2 separate regions of the Homo sapiens genome follow, and region 1 is linked to region 2. Evidence: read pairs that join two places in POLR2A ChIA-PET (ENCODE). Cell type or tissue: OCI-LY7. All regions are shown on one strand. Each heading gives the region's core, and the rest is flanking DNA. Links, peaks and the distances in the headings are about the cores only. Region 1 holds the start of LOC105378302 (a long non-coding RNA gene). Region 2 overlaps SGMS1 (sphingomyelin synthase 1).

Region 1 (8,334 bases), core at 95-8,094, 86 kb before region 2:
CAACTGAAGCAGTTAAAATTTGAATGTAAACAGGTTTTTGGAACATAGGACCCCAGACATTCTGCAGAGGGGGAGGGGCAGTGGGCAGCTGGTAGGGGTGGGGGACATTCTGTGAAGGGCTTCAGCCATTAGGCAAGAACCTGAGTTTCCCTTCCAACTGGAAGGCAGCAGCAGAGATGGCATGTGCCTCTTTAGGCAACTTTTAAATTGTCCTTCTGACTCACAGCAAAAGCTTCTACCTGATGTCCCCTTTACTTCCATTCTTTATCAACAGACCTACTTTTGTGCCAGTCAACCCATGCTCCTTCCCACTTTGGCTCTTTCCCAGTCTTGACGAGTTTCAACAGTGGCCTCACTTCGTGAACAAAATTCAAAACACATCTTCAGTCTGAGAAACACAGGGGTTCTTACGAAGGCAAGGGGACTGGGTGTTTGAAATCAGAATGGTCTCAGCCGATCCAGACTATTAGGTGGCTGTGTGCTTATCATTGTTTAGGAAGCAATCCTTGTACCCCAGGTACATGCAGCCCTCTTCTGCTGTGCAACTCTACCTCAATCTTAGCTGAGAAGATCAACGGAGAGCAATTCAAGCAAAATCATGGTAAACTTACCAAAACAAAACAAAACAAACCATAAACGCTTTGGAGATCTTTCTGAGGACTTGATCTTTTACCATGGGGCAAACTTAAATGATTTTCAATCAATAACTTCATCTAAGAGGGATGTTGAAGCAAAATACCATACTCAGATACTGAAGAAGGGCAGAATTTTTGGTTGCTTCCTCCCTTGTCAAGTCAGTCAACTGATGGTTTCTCAAGATTGTCACACATGGCTTTGATACAGGATTTGAATGAGACTTTTTCTGAGCCAGTGATACAAAAAATATATTGTGGAAGTGTCTTAATTCTGCAATTGCTTCTGTACATGTTTGAAGTCCTAGACCCCAGGAGGAGAGACAATCAAATTAGCCAAAGGTAATTTGTGAAGACTGGCCATGGGAGGTGGTGGCTAAAAGTCCTCTGGCCCCTGCTCTGTGAGCATCCCCACAGAAAGTCCTTGGCCGCACTGACAGCTGAGAAAGAACATCTCAGGGCTTCGATCCCCTGTTCAGAGGACACATGCTCCTCCACCCAGTAGAGGAATGGCAGCTCCATGCTGTGTCCTGCAGAGCTCTCAGTCTCTGCACTTGAGGCCCTGGGCCTGCATCAACGTGAAGGCTCTTCAGTGTTATCACGTGGAGACAGACGATAGGAATCCTGCAAATGAGCAGAAAGGATGTACGATTAAAGTTTTTTCTGAAGCTGTTACAAACTTAAGTCAGTGAATTGCTTCTCTACTAGTTTTTTATTGCCAACTGGAATTCTGCACTGTGTTGCAGAGTCAGGGGTGGGGAGCGTGGAATTGTTCCCTTACTATCTGCTGCTTTATCGACTGAAATTGATCAAGGCTACAACAAAAACATTTCTAGAAATCATTTGAATGCGGTAGGAAAAACTCTGGGAATGGAGTCAGAAGAAAGTATATTTTGGAGTGTGTTTTCAGGTCTAAAATTATTTGCCAGAAATATTCTTCAATGGAACCTCCAGACTGAGTAGGAAAACAGGGCATACTATTTTTTGAAAGGCATGAGCAGGAATGAAATAAATGCCGTCCAAAGGGAATGCAAGACATGCAATTCGAGGATACCTTGCTTTAGGATAAACCCTCCAAAGGTAAACCTTTCAGCAAGGGTGTTACCTAAGTGCATGGACTGCAGGTTTGTATTACCGAAAATTAGGAGTGGTCGCTGTGGACGCGCTGGTTTCTCAGAGGCATGGTCATGGAGGTTCCAATGAGGGGGCTTGTCTGGCCCCAGGAAGCGCCCAGGTGCTGCCTCCCTCCATTTCCACATCTCCAGCGGGGCCTTCCCAGGGCGGGCTCCTGGCCTGCCCCGTGCGCTGCCACACGAGCCTTGAGGCGGGTGAGGTTCCAGCGCGAGGCCGGCCGCCCTCAACCGCTCCCAGCGTGAGGCCGGCCGCCCTCAACCGCTCCCAGTGCCGGTTGCGGCGGTTTATGGCAGGGAGATGCGCAGCACGAGAGCAAAGGGCGGTTACCCAACGGCCTTCGCTCTCATGGCGTCCTCCTTGATGTTACCTAAAAATAAAACCAAGGGTGATTAGAAGGTAATCACCTCCTGGTCATGCTCCCACTGGTCACCGGTGTCCGCGGGGCGACCCCACATTGTGACCAGAGCAGGCCTGTGGCTGCGCTCAAAGGCGGGATCGTTCATAGCTTTCCTAGCGGGGGCCCTGCGGGACACCCAGGCTGCGCTCCTTTCCCTTGCTCACCTGGACCTGAAGTGATGGGGGAGGTGTAACAATGCAGTGGGAATGCCAAAGTGTGTCTCAGCCGTGCCTTTCACATTCCAAACAATTCAAAAGCTTGAAGAAAACCTCAGCAGTTGAAACCGTGATGCAGTTCAGCAAAGAAGTAGCTCCTGTCCTGGTAAAACAGTGAAGTTCTCATGGACGACCTCATTGAGTGAGTTGTGAAGCTTGTTGACTTGATCAGAATAATCAGCCAGCATGCTTGTTCTAATACGCTGATTTGTCACTGATATGAGCAGCTGCAAAGTGGAAGAACAGGCCTTTAGTCATAGTCTGTTCACTTGGTAGCACAAGTTGGTTGTGGATGCAAGAGTGTGGCCAAAGTCAAGAAAAGCTCCCATGAGAATCGCTTACTTATGTGGAATTTACAAATAAAAAGTAGTGGTATATTATTTGTAAATTGTAGGCTACACATGTATCTAAAATTTACTGCACATACGTGTGTATCTTGGGTGGTTGGGTTAGTGTGTACTTGAGAATGTCAGGAAGATTTATTTTGGATTTTGGAGGGTGTGAGATTTGTGGGGGTGGTTTTGTGTATGTGAAAATGTGTTTATATGAATTCTTAGTTTGGAATTTGATATGTATTTAATTGGTGAGAATCTAATATGTATTCACGTGTGTGGGTTGGTTGTGTCTGTGTGGAGATTGCAGATTAAAGAAGGTCATAACTGGGCCGGGCAGTATTGTGGAACTGTATGTGTATTTGGGGATATGAGGTGGCATGTTTGCATATTTGTGGCGTGTTAGTTAATCGCGGGTATATTTAGGGCATGTAGAGAACTACATGAGTATTGAGTTTGTGTGTGCGTTCAAGGGCGTGGCAGTTTAGATGTAGGTTTTGTGGAGCTATGTGCTTGTGTTTTGCAGTAAGTGGTTATTAGGGTTATATATTCTGGGAATTTAGTATGTGTGTGTCTGATAGAGAGATGGGGTTCTCTTTTTATACAGGAGAGTGGGAGAGTTGAATTTATATGTATCAGAGGTATGTGATATGGTTATTGGTTAGTACTTGGCAATGTGGGAGCTGGTTCATACTAGATTGGGATAATTTGGGATTGGGAAGTGTTTTTATGGGTATTTATAAATGATATGCTGGAGATATTTCTGTGCATCTTGGGTGTGTATACTGGTTTGTGTGTATATTTATCAGCAGATAGATGAATTATCTAAGTCGGTTTATAGAATACGGGATTGTTAGTATTTAAAGTGTATTTCTTTGGAGAATGCTAGGATGTTCGTACACGTGTTTGGGCATGTTTAGGGGATGAGGTGAGGAGGTTGTATTCCGGAGATGTAGCATATTGATTGGATAGTGTTTCGGGGGATTTATACACTCAGGGATTGGGGATATTTTTGTGAGTTTGTATGTGCCCATGGGTATATGAAAGTTATGTGCGTATATTAGAGCATTATTGGTGTTTTTGTGTTTTTTTTTTTTTTGTATTGGTCTTACCTGGGAGGGTGAGGTGTGTATTCATGGGTAGTTTGTGAGTGTGTATAAGAGGGGTTTTGGGTATATTAAGACTTAGTGGTCCTCTGTGTCTGTTGTGAAATGTAATACTCGCAGAATTTGGTGTTGCCACTTGTATCTGTGTTCTCAGAGTTTGTGAGGTGGACTTATATGTATTTGATAAAAATAGTTTGTGGTTCTGTGTGTATTTGAGTTTATGTGGCTTCTGTGTTTTGTATTCTGGGAGATGTGGGAGGTTCAGTGCATGTATTTGGAAACAGAGAGGCTGTGTAGGTTGTGTTTGGATTCAAGAATCATGGATTCCTATATTTTAGAGCTGTGGGATTGTATGTGATTCTTTTTCTGGGTGATGCATGACACAAGTGTTGTATACCTTGTGATTTTTTTTTGAGCCTATGCCTATAGGATTTTCATTATGTACTGTTAACAAATCTACTGAAAAGGGTTTTCTTAAAAAAACAACAAAAGAAAAAAATAGAAATTTGATTCCACTGAGCTGTTTGCAAATCAAGGAGTCCCAGCATTCAGTGCAAAACAAAGGTACACTCTGAAAGAACAAAGAGAGGTATTATCTTTTACAGAGAAATTCGTTCTCAGATTCCCAATCTGGTTCACTCTGCAAATGAGGGATACAAGCTTGTTTATTTCTGATTGGCTGATGCAAGTCACAGTCTATTTCTTAAGTCCATATGATGAAATGGTACCCCTTGATTCAGGTGACATAAACAGGAACAGACAGCTGTGAAAGTCCCAAAGTGACACAAGTATGTGGTTTTTGCAGGAAGCAGGGTAAATGTGTGAGACTTGCAGTCAGCAAATGGCTGCTTGGCTCCATTTTGAGTTTAGGCCCAGTTAGCCACTTATGATCAGCCCTTTCAGGGTTCACAGTATATATGGGTATATATGGGTACTGTGTTCATTGAACATGTTTGTATTTGGGCACGTATATATATACATATATGGTTTTAGCAGTGAGGTGAGCATTTGGGGTGGGTAGAGTTTTGTCTGCAAATTTAAGTAATAATTGGGCAGGCCATCTGTGTATTTAGGGTACAGGTAGCAGTTGTGTTGCTGGTGGGCTGGTTCAGGTTCTTGACTTTGCTGCACAAAAGAAGTCTTACTTTGAGAGTGAGTCCAATGTAAAAGTAAGCAAGAGAGGTTACTGCAAAGTGAATGTACACTCTGACAGCCGATCAGAGTGGGCTGCTGAAAGGTGAGACAGCATTGACTGACACTGGGGAAACCTCCTTTATGGGAGCCTTACATGACTATTCATGAAGGGGTGGGAAGGGGTGTCACTGTTAAGCACTCTCTGGGCTGTTCTCTGGACATGCATGCGCTATTGCTGCACATGCTAGTGCCTATATCAGGTGAATCATTAACATCTTAAATCTCTACCCAAGGGTGTGTTTTTCACTGTTATAGTGAGCACTGGTCAACCCAGGGACACTAATCATGGGTTTTTGCACTTGTGTGAATTTGGGGATTTTCCCTTCTTCTTTTCCACCTCCTTACTGCAGGACCTCCTTGTGCACTGTCGGATGGTTTGTTCTCTTCATCTGTTTAGCAAGTTTGTTCTCCTTTAATGGAGGCTATGACCACCCTATCCTATCTCAGTTGTGTGTGTCTGTTTAGGATATATGAGGAGGTTGTCTTCTGGAGGTACCTGGTTTGGTTTTGTTTTTATATTTGGGGTGAGAGTTGAGGGTCCTACTCAGGGTGCAGGTAGATTGTGTACACGTATTCCTATGAAAGGATGTGGCTGTGCTGGAGCTGGCTTGTACTAGCTTGGGGTAGCCACTGGGCAAGGCACATCTCTTCTCATCTCTGTGTTCAGTGGCGTTAGGTTGGTAGTTTAAAATTAGTCATGCTGAGATATTTACACCACATAAGCATCACAATTCTAGGCTTTCCTATGTCCCCCTGGAGAGCATTTTATTAAGCAGTTAGTAACACACCCCGGGGCGGGTGTGTGTGTGTGTTTGTGTGTTCAGGATCTGTAAGCAAATGTTTGTATGAAGCAAGAATATTGAGGCTTTAATGGTTGTGTATTCTGGGGATTCTATGTGTATTGTAGTGATGCAGAATGACCAGGGAGCATGGTTGAGAATGACCCTCCCTGGTCATTCTGCATCACTGTGTTACTCCTAAATAGTTGGTTCATTCTTAGGGCCAAAGAATCCATATAAATGGTAGTTTCTTGCTCTTCCTCCCACAGATGGATGCAGGGGTACCTGCACCTTAGGCAGGTGTTTGCTCCTTCAGTATCTGTGTTCCTAGCATCTGGGTCCTCAGATGGGTGGGCCTGGTAGACGGAACACTGTGCAGAGCAGAACTTTTCTAGATATTGTCCGTGTGATCAGCACAGTCAGAAAGATGTGGGGTTTCCAGGACAGGAGGTCAGATGTGCCATGTCTTCTCTCAGTCCTGATGTCCCTGCTGATTCCTCTGGGGCATGGCGAGTGACAAGGACACCCTCTAACATACGTTCCATGAGATGAAAGCCTGCAGAACCTGTGCCTGCACTACCATCTGCCCCCTGGGTGGGGATACTGTTGGGTGTCAGGCTGAGAGCTGGGCCACCAGTTCTCAACCAACCTGTCCCCATGGAAACCTGAGGCTTCGGGGCTAAGGCAGGACCTCCAGCAGGTACCCAGTGTTGAGAATACGTGTTGGCTTCTGTGTTAGGAGTTTTATCTCAGTGGAGTCTTGGTAAAAAGAGGGAATCAAAGGCACGTGACATTTTCTTCTTTCTCTGGTGAAGTGAGGAATGAATGTTGACCATTTCTTTCTGAAGTTCCGTACAGAAAATGTATACTCAGCCTGAGGAGCCAAGGTGATTCCTTAGCTGCTCTTGGAGAAGGTGTCATCTGCTCTTCACAAGGAATCTTCAGGCACAAGGGCCTGAATCTGACTTCTCGTGGAAAGCATTGGGCAGAGCTTCACAGTCCCGCCTAGAGCTGGGCTGTAATTCAAGGGACAAAGTGGAGGAGCAACAAGGAAGTTGTGGGGAGCAACCTTTAGAACCTGGGCCTGGGGAGGGCAGGCCAAGGAAGCCTGAGTTTACACGGGCTCAGGTCCTGGGGCAGAAGCCAGACACAGAGCCTGGGCAGCCAGATTCGCTCCGGCCTGGGTTGTGGGTGGGGATGAGCCTCCTCTTGTGCTCCTGTCGGGGGCACTCCTGAGCTGCAGGCAAAGGTCTTAGTTGCACCTTGGCAGGGATGTACAGCCAGGCCTGGTGCTAAGGAGTGAGGAGGGTAGAGTCAAGGAGAGGAGGCACCGATCTGTGTCCCTTCAGCAATCTGGAGCATGATGTTAGATCCTGTTAGGGCGACCTCCCACTCGCATCTCCTGGATCTTCTGTCACTGGGAGGCTCAGGACCCCAAGAGAGAATGGATTCAGTTTCCCCTGATGTGTTCATCTGGTTCTGGGACCCCATTCTCTCAGCACGTTGGGTGCTGGCCCTGCGGGTATGGGAGAAGCCTGGCAGGGGTGGGGGTCAGTGAAGTGACACGGGCAGAGCTGGGCAGGCTCTGTCCTGAGGAGTGCTGGGAGCTGGGTTCTGGAGAGACAGGGAAGCCCCCCTGAGAAAATGTGGCTCTGATGTTTCTGAGAACCCTGTCAACGGGTTCTTTCCAAAGGCTCAGGATGCCCCTGGAGTGGCAAGCGCATCTCAGCTTCATGTTTCTTTTTTTTTCTTTTCTTTTCTTTTTTTTTTTTGAGACAGAGTCTCCCTCTGTTGCCCAGGCTGGAGTGCAGTGGCACGATCTCGGCTCACTGCAAACTCCGCCTCCCGGGTTCTAAGCCATTCTCCTGCGTCAGCCTCCGGAGTAGCTGGGATTACAGGCATGCACCACCAAGCCCAGCTAATTTTGTATTTTTAGTAAAGACGGGGTTTTGCCATGTTGGCCAGGCTGGTCTCGAACTCCTAACCTCAGGTGATCCACCTGCCTCGGCCTCCCAAAGTGCTGGGATTACAGGTGTGAGCCATTACGCCTGGCCAGCTTCATATTTCTGATTGGGTCACCCAACCTTCCATTAGTTTCTCTATTGCACATGGGGCCACAAGCCCAGCAGAGGGAGCCACGTGATGCAGGTGTCCACCTGCTGACCCCACAGCCACCACCTCCTCCCTCAGACTCACCCGAGGATTTGTGGGCCTTGCTCCTTACCGGGAGTCGCCTTCTGGCCTTATCTTCCTCGTGGTGAATCCTCCCGCCAATAAAATGTGCCAACATCACTTCCTTTAATGTTCTAATAGCCACTTCCCTGTGGTACAAATGGATTCCTGGTGGTTCTTGCTGCCCCCTCATGTCCTGCCCTAACATAATGAGGGTATGTTGCACTAGTTGTATTGTGTTTCATTGGCAGAATGGAGCTCTGTCTGCTTTTATAATATATGTCTTAAAAAAATGCACTGTAATGTATACCAGGTAGATCTTCTTGGATTTCTTTGTTTTGAAATGGGTAGTCATGGATCCTGAGTTTTAGGG
Region 2 (8,334 bases), core at 96-8,095:
CATGATACCACTTTGCCGCAAACTTGTGTGTATTGTAGTTGAGTATACTGTAGATTGGATCTGAATACCTTTGCTGGAAAGGATTTGAGGAGGTTCAGCAATTCCTGTGTGGTTCTAGGTGGGTACGTGGATGCCTTCTAAGTGTGGTCTCAGAAATCCAAGGTCAGAGTAAATCTCAAGTCATTGAAGCTCCAGTTTTTGTTAGAGTGGATGTTTGGGCTACATCACTGCCCTGAAATTGCTGTGATTCGACAGGAACTGAGGCAAACCTTCAGCTATAAGATGAAGACCTAATGCATGGTGACTATAGGGAATAATAATGTATATTTGAATTTGCTAAGACAGTAGACCTTATGTGTTCTCACCACACACACACAAATGGTAACTACACTGTAAGGCTCTTTTAGAATTTATCTAGCAAGTTTTCTTGTTTTTACCAGAAAACTCCTCAAAAAAAAGGGAATTGTATGAGGTGATAGATATGTTAAGTAGTTTGTGGCAATCATTTCACAATGTATACATATATAAAACCATCACCTTGTACACTTTAAATATATGTAATTTTTATTTGTCAATCATACTTCAATAAAGTTGGAGGGAAAAAAAAAGAAACTTACAGAGGAATTCCTTTATTCCAAAATTTCCTAGAGTGGGTGGGGCTGATAGTTGTTCCCTACATTCAATATGTGATGGGATTATTTTTTCTTTTTTTACTTTTTCCCCTATTAAAAAGTTGTAGCAGTATTTAAATTTAGAGGCTTATCATATATTAAGAACACGTTCTCAACTGAAATAGTATTAAGAGTAAAAATTCTTGGTGATAACACGCATGTTGCTTTGCTTATTCTTGCAGCGTGACGACAGCATGTACGATCCCTGAATGGGCCCGTGGGCATATTTAGTCATTCATTTTTGATCAGGAGAAAGAAGACAGCCATCATTTGAAAGGTAAGTAAATATTTCTATGCAGCTTTTTATTGTAAAACATTTTCAACCATACTGAAGAGAGTTAAGAGAACGTGCAATGAGTTCCTGCCTATCTACACCTTAGCTTTAACAGTTATTAGCATTTTGCCACATTTTTTGGTGTGTGTATAGGTTTGTACATTTTTTAGCTGAAACATGTAGAAGTTGCAGATATTATGACATTTTTTCCTAAATTCTTGGGATGCAGCTCTTACAAATAAGGATATTCTTCCCTGAAAGACCTTTTAGAACTACGTGGCACAGAACCATTTAATTAAATTTATAGTTTTGTACTGAAGTGTGTAACTGAGTTATGCTCCCTTCACTGTTGATAGAAATAAAGTCAGATTAAAAACATTTTTAGGCCAGGCGTGCTGGCTTACACCTGTAATCCCGGCACTTTGGGAGGCTGAGGGGAATGGATCGCTTGAGCCCAGGATTTCAAAATCAGCCTAGGCAACAAGGTGAGACCCATCTCTAGAAAAAATACAAAAAAAATTAGCTGGGTGTGGTGGTGCACACCTGTGGTCCCAGCTATTCAGCAGGCTGAGGTGGGAGGATCGCTTGAGCCCACAAAGTCGAGGCTGTAGTGAGCCGTGATGGAGCTACTGCACTGCAGCCTGGGTGACAGACAAGACCCTGTCTCAAAAAACAAAACCCAAAACCATTTTTAATAGCAAGACCTTGTCTACAAAAAATTAAAAATTTAGCCAGTCATGGTGGCACATGCCTGTAGTCCTAGCTACTTGGGAGGTTGAGGTGGGAGGATCGCTTGAGCCCAGGAGTTGGAGGGTGTAGTAAGCTATGATTATGCCACTGTACTCCAGGCTGGGCGACAGTGAGTCCCAGTCTATCTCTCTCACACACACGGAGAGAGAGAGAGTGATTTCTTTAATGAACAGATAAGTAATATGAATTTGATATGAGAAAAATCTGAATATAAAGGCATGGAACTTGTACTGTACATATACCCCAAGAGAGAAATTACTGTGCTTTCTTCCTGTAATCTACCCATCCCCGCCATGGCTGATGTTTCATGGTTAGGTCAGTGGATCTGATCACCAGCCTCACCTTCTCCCTGATCAAGATTCACAAATAGACCAGGGCTGGGCCTGGTGGCTCATGCCTGTAATCCCAGCACTTTGGGAGGCCGAGGCAGGTGGATCATTTGAAGTCAGGAGTTTAAGACCTGCCTGGCCAACATAGTGAAACCCTGTCTCTACTAAAAATACAAAAGTTAGCTGAGCGGTAGTGACATGTGCCAGTAATCCCAGCTACTCGGGAGGCTGAGGCAGGAGAATCACTTGAGCCTGGGAGGCAGAGGTTGCGGTGAGCCGAGATCACGCCTCTGCACTCCAGTCTAAGTGACAGAGTGGGACCCTGTCTCAAAAAAAAAAAAAAAAAAAAAAAAAATTAGATCAGTCTCTGTGCTCTGATGTGATCAAAGGTCTTAGCTGATTTTTTAAACCTAAACTTATAGGAGAATGTGGAAAGAATATGACTGGTACTGTGAAGTTGATGTTATATAGGTTAATGTATTAAAATCAGCATTAGAGAGATTAAAAATGATTCCCAGCCTCATAATTTGACTACCTACATTGAAACTTTACTTAAAATCTCAAAGACATGTTCAGCTATGATTACAGTTGTAGATCTTTACACATTATAGCCAATTACACCATCAGTTATCTGTGGTTCTTGCAAGATGGCTGTCGACTGTTCTGCTTTCCAATCTCAGTTACTATTTATTTACGGTATCTTCCTCAAGTCGTCCCTGTGTATCTAAGCATTGTTTTACAGACATTTGTGTCTATAAGGTTGCCTATTTAGAGCATATTTTAAAGAAAGTCTATTTAAGTGAGCCATTTAGGGCAGCAGTGGCTTCTTATACTCTCATTTCTGATTTAGAACAAAAGGTCAGTGATAGCAGTAAAGGTTCTTCAAAAGATACTGGCATTCAGAAGGAGTTGTGTCTGGAATCACGGGTAGCTCAGAATGATTGAGTTTTGCTTTTTTATTCTTTGGCCTCTGTATGGTTATGCTTTGAAAAGATGAGGAGGAGTGAGTGGGACTCCACGTGAGGCAAAGGGGGTTTTGAAGGATGAATGAAGGGAAGACATATGGGGTCCTGTCTAGTCCTAGACCACTGAGATATGGTGATTTTAAAAAACTTTCTACTGAAGTAGAAGATACATATGGAAAATAGACATATTATAAGTGTATAGCTCAATATAACTTCACAGATTGAACACATCCATGTAACCAGCACCCAGATTAAGAAACAGAGCATGACTAACACAATCTCATGCTTCCTTTTAGACACTACAGTTGACTCTTAAATAATTTGGGGATTAGGGGTGCAGTTGAAAATCCAAGTATAATTTTGTCTCCCTGAAAATGTAACTAGTAATAGCCTACTGTTGACTGGAAGCCTTACTGACTTACTACATAACGACACACACACACACACACACACACACACACACACACACACACACACATATATATTTTGAGATGCAGTCTTGCTCTGTTGCCCAGGCTGGAGTGCAGTGGCACGATCTCGGCTCACTGCAACCTCCGCCTTCTGGGTTCAAGCGATTCTTCCTCCCGAGTAGCTGGGATTACAGGTGCGTGCCACCATGCCAGGCTAATTTTTGTATTTTTAGTAGAGACACGGTTTCACCATATTGGCCAGGCTGGTCTCGAACTCCTGACCTCGTGATCCACCCGCCTTGGCCTCCCAAAGTGGTGGAATTATAGGCGTGAGCTGCCACGCCCGGCCAATGACATATATTTTATGCATTCACAGCATACCTCATATTTCCTTAATTTTTTTTTCTGCTATTTGTAGGCTATTTGGTTTATCTGTGAGCTTTTTCAAAGTGTTGCAAATCTCCAAAAAAATTTTCCAATGTGTTTATTGAAAAAAATCTGCCTTTAAGTGGCCCCTTACAGTTCAAACCAGTGTTGTTCAAGGGTCAACTGTACCCTTGCTCCATGGATGACTACTCTCTTGACTTCTAGGAGCATAAATTAGTTCTGCATTTGTCTTTTCTTTGTGTGTGTGTGTAATATATAATGCAGATTGTACTCTTTTGTGTCTGGCTTCTCTCATTCAACAACATATTAGATTCCTGCATATTATTGCATATAGTTTAGTTATTGATTGCTCATTTTCATTTCTTTAGAGCATTCCATTGTGGGAGAATATAACAATTTATTTATTTTACTAGATGTGGGTAATTGTTTGGGTTTACCCATCTGGGGCACCCTCCAGAGGAAATGAGAATTAAACAAGGTTTTCTCCTCATCATGGTTATAGTGGAAATAGTACCAGGTTGTGCTCAGCTTCTGCTGTGATATGAGGGAGGAATCTAGACAGCAGCGAGAAGATTGAGACACACTTGGGAGAATTGGGTGTGGTTTCATCAGTCCTGTGCTGATTCCTGCTGCTCTTCCTGTGACTCACCATGTCCCTTCTCACGTCGTTCCCTACTGGCACATGTTTTCTACGTCCTCTTCTCTGCCATTATTACTTTCTCTACAGCCCCTCCAAGGAGACTGTGCAGAACATGTCAAACAACAGGCAATTGATGAATATTTAAAGTTCATTAGGTGTTGATATTAAGTGTTAGGTGAGGGGCAAAGAGTTGAACGTTTGGGCTTGCCCTTGAGGAGCCTGTAGTATAGTTATCAATTCACAGGTATGGCAGTGGGCCACATCCCCGGAAGCCAGTTGTTCTGTAGAGTTCAGGGATGTAAATTCAGAGGCTTACATGGGCCAGGCTGGTAACGTGACTGAAATGAATGGGGTTGCTCATAAGGATTGATGGGCATGGTGGAGAGTGAGTGTATATCCTCTGCCCAAATATCAACCCAACAAACTCTGTCCAGCTCAATTTAGCAAGTCCACCATTTTCCAAACTTTAGAGAGTAGAGTCATCATTATATAATAAGAAAGTGTTCCTCAGAGGATTTGGGTGTTTTTATGGAAAAATTCTGTTTTTATACATAAAGTTTTATTCAAAAAGTCATGCTCATTTGTTTACATATTTTGCTATAACTGCAGAGTTGAATAGTTGCAAAAGAGACCAGGGTTGAGTAGTTGCAACAGTGACCATATGGCCTACAAAGCCTAAAATATTTACCATCTAGCCCTTTACAAAAAAGTTTGCCAGCTCCTGCTTTACTTCATAAAAGCAAGGACATAGTAATCATAACCTCTGTAGTCATGTAGTAATCTGAGCCCATTAAATTTAGTGTTAATGTTCTCATTCATGTATTCATCCAACACGTATTTACAGAGTGTCTATTGTATTTCAGGCATAAAATGGTGAAAATCAGATATGGTTCTTGGTCTTGAGGAGTTTAAAAGAAGCTCCTCTATCACTTCTTGGCCTTTTGGCTAAGATCAAGTATAGTAAAAGAGTCTCCTATGAATTTGAAATTCCATTCCATGATTGTGCTTTCTATAAATCAAAAATATGACATCGTGGTGTAGGGGCATCCCCTGTCAGCTCTTCTAGTTATGCAGGTAGCGCATTTCCGTGTGCACCAACCACATGGGGCTTATTCTCAGCATAGCTGCTTTTAGAATAAAAAGTATAATATGGAAGTGGAACTAAAAATCCTCAATTTAAAACTATTATGTCAGCTATCTTTATTAATTTTATAAACTTGATAAACACTTACCCTACATAATTTGATTTTTTGCTTCCGTAATGAGGAGTATGTAATGTGATGTTTGCACAATTACTGTAGTTTTAAATGTCCTAATTGTTTACATGTGGTAATGCCAGACTGTTTGAAGGTAGCCATGTCTGGAGAAGGGATGAGTTTTGAAGTGCTTACTAAAGCAAGCCAAGCATATGGTCAGTCTTGTGCTACTTTAATAATAAACCTCAATAGAAACAACAGCCAACCAAGATAATAGAGTTTGGATAATAAAGTTTGGAATGCAGCATAACAAATTAATCTATCTCTGTTTGTGTGCTTATCTATTTGCTTATCAAAGTCATAAAAGTTTGTTTCTTCTTAATAGAAAATATAGAAGTATTTTTTTACATTAAGGAATTTGAAACTTGTTTTTAACATCTTTTACACCTGTGTAGCATTTTCATATGTGCTTGTATATATATTATGGGTGGACACTGGGGCTGTGAGTGACTGCCCATTCACCACCCCTACACTGTCCTCAGACCAATGTAAAGGAAGCAAGTCAAACCATATCAGTGAACCATCTTCAGCCATGATGTCTGCATCATTGCCTTCTTTCAGCCTGAGAGGTCTTTCAGGAAGTGGGAATTTGTTTGGATGTTATAGTTGCAGTTATTTAGCTATGTGCAGTAATTCAAAGATGTGAAAATGCAGGAAGCCCTGGTCATACTTACACATGGATTTGGGAGCCATCAGACATCAAATGGGATGCTATTTGTCACCTTTTGAGGCAGTGATCTGGGTGACCCATAGTGCTTTCCTCTGAAATCTTAGGCTTCTGAAGAAACCACAGGGAAGGAATGTGAACTGGTACAATAAATAGCTTAATGAATGTGATGAAAACTCCAAACTGGTTTGTTTTGTTGCCAAAATTAATAAAGTTAAGGTGTAGTTGATCTTTTTTTTTTTTTTTTTTTTTTGAGATGGAGTCTCGCACTGTCACCCAGGCTGGAGTGCAGTGGCACGATCTCCGCTTACTACAACCTCTGCCTCCCGGGTTCAAGTGATTCTCCTGCTTCAGCCTCCCAAGTAGCTGGAATTACAGGCACCCGCCACCATGCCTGGCTAATTTTTTGTATTTTTAGTAGAGACAGCGTTTCACTATGTTGGCCAGGCTGGTCTTGAACTCCTGACCTCGTGATCCTCCCCCATTGGCCTCCCAAAGTGCTGGGATTACAGGTGTGAGCCACTGCGCCCAGCCAATCTTCTTTAGGAGGAAGAAATGATCTATAGCCATTCATGTCTTCTACTTTTTGTGTTTAAAATGTTTTAAAGAATTCAGTCATATTCTTTTTAGTGATTCTATATGGATAGTTGTTTAGAGGAAAAACAAGAATTGAGAAGGCTGAGAAAATAAATATCATAGTTGTTTTCTTACAAAGTTGGAAACTGTAGGCTTAGTTCTTTTGATTAAAAATGAAATTTTCTGAAACAAATTTTTTGATAGGCCAGATTCCTTGTTCTGTGGCATTGGAAAAATGAAGTCTGTTCTACATAATGTGGAGTTATCTTGTCAGGAAGTCCAGCCTCAGAAGTGTTGCTTTGTCAAGACTAGCCAATTAAAATTCACTTGAATAGTCTTCAAGTTTTATTTTTAGAGAGGGGAAAGTACTGAAAGTATAGGTAAATTTAGTTGATAGAACAGAGTGCCTTGGTTGCAAGTGACAGAAAACTCATTTCAAACTGTCTCAAGTGAAAAAGTCTATGGCCTTAAGTAATTGCAAATCTAAGGACTGGATCTGCCTTCAGGAGGGGCTAGACTAAGGATCAAAATGATGTCATGAGGATTCATCTTGGCTACATGTTTTTGGGCTCTGAATGGAGACTTCTAGCAGCTTCAGGTTTGCTTAGTTACAAACAAACTTCCTGGTCATGATGAGTCATGTGCCTCATGCTGGACCAGTGGCTGTGGCCAGGTATATTGGCCTATTCCTATTGGATAGCCAGATCATGTGCTTCACTCCAGGGCCTGAGGTCAGCACATCTTCTGCAGAAGGTGAAGCATGAACTGATGATAGCTGGGAATGGTTCCCTCCAAGGGTGAATCAGGGCAGTTACCAAGAGGATTGGGGGTGCTGGGAGGTACACTAATTATTATAATGATTATTATTAATGTATCTTTTAATGGTTTGAAAAGCATTTTCAGATGTATTCTTGTTTGACCTTTAGGAGATATTGGGGAGGCAGGATAAAGAAGTGATTAAAAACATGGATTCTGGGGCTAGACTAGGTTCAGTTATTAGCTTGCATGAGCTTTTGACCAATTACTTAACCTCTTTGTATCTCAGTTTTCTCAAATGTGCAATGGGGATAAAGGTATTTACCTAAAAGAGTTCTGAGAAGGATCGAATTAATGGACATTTGCAGGGCACTTAGAATAGTGCCTCATGCACGCTAGCCTCTCTATCCCTGGTTATTACTGTCAACCTTTAAAGCTGTCCTGCTGGCAGGGGAGCAAGTGTCCTCTTCATTTGACAGATAAGGAAGTTCAGACTCACATGACCTGTAAGGGTCAACACTGGTTTGGACCTGACTTCTTCCCTGTCCCCACACTTGCCTCTGTGTTATGATTGTGGGGCATTTGGGTTAGTAATAAATCAAGGAAGCAGAGAGGGAAAAAGCACTAGAAAGTAGGCCTGGATTAAAGTACCT

Evidence for each region. ChIA-PET counts read pairs that join two places held together with the same protein. Peaks named below come from ENCODE experiments on the same cell type or tissue, not always from the same donor. Only the 100,000 strongest peaks of a DNase experiment are listed, where the experiment ranks them.
Region 1: POLR2A ChIA-PET joins it to region 2 with 5 read pairs; 2 of 35 experiments call an interaction of 5 or more read pairs at or near these places.

Annotation. Positions count from the first base shown.
Region 1 is chr10:50,668,670-50,677,003 of GRCh38, reverse strand. It overlaps LOC105378302 (a long non-coding RNA gene), which reads left to right and starts at 2,037. Exons shown (of 3, transcript XR_945957.3): 1 at 2,037-2,162; 2 at 2,421-2,520. It also overlaps the pseudogene NUTM2HP. In OCI-LY7, for the core only: a CTCF peak has its summit at 7,923 (motif pointing right); a DNase peak (open chromatin) is centred at 4,623; H3K27ac peaks cover 916 bases.
Region 2 is chr10:50,582,767-50,591,100 of GRCh38, reverse strand. SGMS1 (sphingomyelin synthase 1) reads left to right here. Exons shown (of 11, transcript NM_147156.4): 2 at 854-948. It also overlaps the pseudogene RNU7-107P. Among named protein-coding and RNA genes, the nearest start is that of SGMS1, 37 kb to the left of the region's middle. In OCI-LY7, for the core only: no CTCF peak of the experiment used is centred there; no DNase peak of the experiment used is centred there.